Regions from separate parts of the Homo sapiens genome. Here region 2 is linked to region 1. Evidence: read pairs that join two places in POLR2A ChIA-PET (ENCODE). Cell type or tissue: MCF 10A. All regions are shown on one strand.

What was found. Peaks named below come from ENCODE experiments on the same cell type or tissue, not always from the same donor. Only the 100,000 strongest peaks of a DNase experiment are listed, where the experiment ranks them.
Region 2: POLR2A ChIA-PET joins it to region 1 with 6 read pairs; 2 of 35 experiments call an interaction of 5 or more read pairs at or near these places.

Annotation. Positions count from the first base shown.
Region 1 is chr18:35,477,377-35,479,876 of GRCh38, reverse strand. INO80C (INO80 complex subunit C) reads left to right here. Exons shown (of 5, transcript NM_194281.4): 3 at 466-577; 4 at 1,528-1,595. Among named protein-coding and RNA genes, the nearest start is that of ZNF24TR, 11 kb to the right of the region's middle. RefSeq lists an enhancer at 439-1,638. In MCF 10A, no CTCF peak of the experiment used is centred here; DNase peaks (open chromatin) are centred at 516 and 1,156.
Region 2 is chr18:35,385,628-35,388,127 of GRCh38, reverse strand. No RefSeq gene overlaps it. Among named protein-coding and RNA genes, the nearest start is that of ZNF396, 9.5 kb to the right of the region's middle. In MCF 10A, a CTCF peak has its summit at 1,400 (motif pointing left); a DNase peak (open chromatin) is centred at 1,407.

The sequences.
Region 1 (2,500 bases):
AGAAGAGTACCCATACTGCAACTGGGGCTTTCTCAACTTTTCCAGGATCCCCAGTTTACATGGCAGAGACTTGCCCCGAGAAGGGAGTTGAGAGATGCAGTCCTGGATTTAAATCTGACTTTGTAGTAAATTTATCTTAAAGTATGAAGAAATTCATGAATGAATTCTACAAAGTTAGACCCAATAAAGGCTTTTTTTTTTACGTGCATATAAAGAAGTAGCCTTTTATTTCTACTCCAGCACAAACTAACTCAAGGGTTTTGACAATCTGAAAACTTCTTTTTTAAACTAAGATTAACATGTTAATGTGTACAGTGAAATACCTTTTAAAAAAAGTCTCAGGGGTCTTAATGATTGTTGACAGATGAGAGGTATATTACAGTTATGATTAGGCATAAATGTCAGATGTCGAAATGGTAGTCTCCATTGGTTTTTGTTTCTTCTAATCCATGCCTTCAATTCAAGCACTCTGGCCACGGTGGCGCAGTAGCTGGCAAGAAGAACAGAACCTGGAAGAACCTGAAACAAATCCTCGCTTCTGAAAGGGCATTGCCGTGGCAACTGAACGATCCTAACTGTGAGCTGTCTAGAGCCTTCCATGTGTTTGTAATGTTCAGAGTAGGAACTGTCTTATAACAACCTACATTATTGTATTGTGTTTGCATCATTGTAGGAAATAATTTTTAGCTTGAGAATTTTATAGTGGCATCAGTCTGGGCAGATTATGTGTGTATTTTCTCATAACTGTATCTGTATTGAGCCTATTTGTTTGTGTTGTCATGGATGTGTGGTTTTTAGGGTCATAGGTCCCAATATGATAATATTGGTGTTTCTACTAGACAAACTTCTTATTCAAAAGTCTACTCTTAAAATGTGTTTCCAAAAACAAGGTAGCCCAAGTATAATACCAGATTTAGGAGGGTTCCTGACAACCAGCTTAAAGGCCAGCTCTTTTATACTTTGTGAGCCAGTGTTTAGTAAATACTTCATGCTGCAGTGTGTCCAGATTTATGTAAAACACTGTTATATGTTCTGTTCAGCTTCACTGGAAAGTACAAGTTCAAAGTTCTCACCATCTCCTACTCCACTGTACTTCTTTCATGGGGGTGACTCACATGGGTGACAAGTGAGCTAGTCATTCATTCGTCTGGGTGTGGACATGAGGGTGTCAGGGTGCTCAGATCCAGTTATTGGCTCATTTGGCATTTCATCACCATCAGCCCATGTAGTGTGAGATCGTGAAAATAGCTGGTGGGCAGATGAGCTTTCCGGTGGTTCTGTGGGAATAGAGGGTCCCTGGTGACAGGGCAGGGCTAGATCTGGAGCCTGCACTTGGCCTGTGACATACTGTCTTGTTTCTGAGAATCCTCCCCTACTTCTCTAGTTAATCTCCAGAGACTTCTGTGACTACTTAATCACAAAGGAAATTTTCAGGAATATTATCAAATACTATTTTAGAAAAAAAAAGAGAAGGGATTTGAATGTTTTCAGTTCAGTTTAGTTATCTTTTTTTTTTTTTTTTCCCAGACTTCAGTATTGATGCTCCTCCATCCTTTAAGCCAGCTAAGAAGTATTCTGATGTTTCAGGTCTGCTTGTGAGTATGATTATATCTCTTATAACATTAAATGGAAAAGATTTCACAGTAATGTCTAATTAGACAAGTGTTGAATATTGATCATGGCTGGTCCTGCCTGGAGCCTGTCTACAGTGATAGGTGATAGGTTTGTGCAGTGTGTTCATTGCTGCAAACAGGCATCTGTGGGGGCAGCCTGCAGGGAGGATTGAACCAGAAAGCAGGAGACTCCAGCTTCTCTTCTTTACCTCTGCTAGTTAACTATATGAGATAACATGAAAGAAACAACTATGTATTTCTTTTTTTACTGCTGAAGTTTTAAAAACCTGCATTTTAGATGATGATTGTATTTACAAAACCATGTTTAAACTTCTCTAAACAGGTGCTTTGGCAAAGGTTGTGACATTCAAACTTATTTTTAAGCATCAGAACCCCTTTTCCAAATGAAATCTTTTACAGAATCCAATATATAACAGCCTGGAGCCCACCTTTCTGCTGTGGTCCCATGTGGATCTGGCCGCCTATCTTCCTCCCCACTCCCCACCACAGTGACTGCTCAAGTGCTTCTGGGGAACACAATTCAGAAACTGCCAGCAGAGCTGAAATAGTGGGAAGTGGGCAAGTTGCTAAAGCTCAGGAACCTCAGAACACCCCCATTTCCTTATTTGCAGAAGGTGGAACCTAAGATTCATCTTTTTTTGTTTTGTTTTGTTTTGTTTTGTTTTGTTTTCTTAAACAAATGGATGAACTTAGAGATTCTTTTAATTAGCTCTTGCATGTCAGGGTCTTAATCCTTTTTCATCTCATAAATTTGGAAAAATAATTTAAGTACTTTACATTTTAATGAAAATATGACTCCAACTTATCTAACAAATTGACCAAATTAATTATGTACGGAGGAGAATTGCCTCCTTTGTTATTATTAT
Region 2 (2,500 bases), 92 kb after region 1:
CCTTTACTAGTGGCCACAGAAGTATAAGAGGCATCCCTAGATAATTCCCTGAGTTTCAGACATAGTCCTTGCCCCTATAGTGTAGTAGCAACCCAAGTTCCTCTTGGTAACCATGATCAAGCACCTCCCCTATATAACTTTTTTATTTTCCAGTTGGTCCAATGGCATAAGAAGTCTAATATGTCTAGGAAGCAGTTTCACCCTCCTGAATGGTCCCATTCAATTGAAACACTGTGTCTGCTGGTAGAAGAATCCCTCCCTTGGGGACTATGACTTCCAAACCAGCATAGTTCTAAGTTTCTGAAAGAGGAAGAAAAATTCTGCAAATGGATTATTGGGTATAAAAGTGAGAGGAGTCATGCTCACTTTTACCCCTTGATGCCCAGATCCATGTAATCTGGCTATGAAGAAACAGCATCATATAATGATCTCAGATTCCAAGCATGTATGATACCCTGTAAGACAGAATGCTGTTGTTTTGGGGTGCTGTCTCCCAACTGACACCATAATTGAGTCTTCAGTAAGTGATTCCAACTTTCAGTTAGGCCAGCTGCTTCTGGATGTTGGAGTATGTGGGTGGTAAGACCAATTGATTCCTTCCATAGACATGAACTCATTGCTATCCTTCATTTGCTGTGAAATGAGATCCTTGATGAGAAACAATGCTGTGCAGAATACCAAGAAGATGACTAAGGCATTTCGTAAGTACATACATAGTAGGGCTAGCTGAAGAATAACAGGCAGGGAAGGTGAATCCATATTCAGAATATATGTCTATTCCAGTGAGGATTAATCTGTTTCCTCTATGAATAAAATGGTCCAATGTAATCAACCTGCCACCAGGTGGCTGGCTGGTTCCCATGGACTATTTGAAGGGCTTAGTGTTGCCCTCTTCAAACGGTGGAGGACCATTTGAAGGGCTTAGTACTGGCCTCTGCTGTTGACAAAGTAGGTACACATGGTGGTGTTCGCTAGGTCAGTTTTGGTGAGTGGAGACGGTCCCTGTTTTTGAGCCCATACATAGTCTCCATCCTTGCCACTGTGGCTACTTTGTTTACAGTCCGTTGAGCAAGCACTAGGGAAAGAGACTGACTTATATTCACCGAGAGTGTCATTTTGTCCACGTGATTGTTAGGCACCTCCTCTGTGGTACATAGCCTTGGCTCACTGGATAGCAGAAAAGTCACTGTTTTGCCATGGTAGTGAAACTTTCCTGAAATCTGCCCTTCAGAACTTACCAGAAGTCTTCCCTCTAGAATGCAAGAGACAGCCATTCACTGGGAGGCTTCTCACTGGAGGCACTCGGCTACAAAACTGCCCCAAAGGATGCAAGAGCAAACAGGGAGGAGCTGTTACTGGATGCTAGAGAAGCTGTGCGCACCAGACCCAGAAGGGAAGCCCTTCCTCCTGCAATGTCTCTCTAGCGCCTCCTGCTGACAAATTGTTAACATCACGCCTACTGTTAAGGAGCTTTTTTCTTATTTTTCCTCCTGTGATTTGGTTTATCAAACACTGTTTCTACAACTTAATATTAAACTAAGAAATTAAATGAACTCTCCCTCACACACATATGAATTAAAGGCAAATTTCTCACCATTTCCTCAAAAATGCCATTTCCTCAAATCCTCTTTCTAGGTAATAATTGTCAGAACTTGCAAGAAGTATGTTTTTATTTTATTCTAATTATTTTCCTGAGGGGCATCAGGATCAAATAGGAAGAACAGAGTCAGGAGATATGGGATCCAGTTTGGGTTCTGTCACTTAATAGCTGGCTAAATTGGGATAAGCATTTTCACTGTGGGGGTCTTTAGTTTTGTCATCTAGAAAAGAATGGAGGCAGAACAACTGCTCAGTGCATTGCTTCCAGTTTGCCTATTCTCATTCCAGTTTCCTGCTTCCGGGAAATTTTATGAATGTACAAAGTGAGTGATGATTAGTTATAGATCACATTGGTTTCCATTTCATCTCCTCCACAAGGCAGAGCCCTGTATTTTCCTGTGACTATAAATACATCCCATCATAGCCTTATATTCTGTTTACCATATTTTGTCGTGGTCTTTGCCAAGGGGTAGATTCCAAAGGCATCAGGCAGTTGGATAGAATGACTTGTATTCAAATTTGCGGTTTGAGTCTCTCCACCCATCACAGATGTTGCTTTCCCAGGTGTCATAATCCACCTTCCATCCAGGACTTGCCACCTTTCTTAGGCCCCTTCCTTCATTCTCTGCCTTAAGGAAATAGATTTAAAAGACCCACTTCATGTTACATAGCAGTCACAGAAGGGTGAATTTCAACAAATTACTAGCTGGCAAAGGCAGTGTGCTGGGTTGAATACCCCCAAAATTTGTGTCCACCTAGAACCTCAGAATGACCTTATTGGAAACGTACATTTTTTGCAGATGTAATTAATTAAGATGAGGTCATACTTGATTGCTAGGTGGGTCCTAAAGCCAACGACTGGTGTCTTTTAAAAAGATGATAGATACATGGAACCACACTC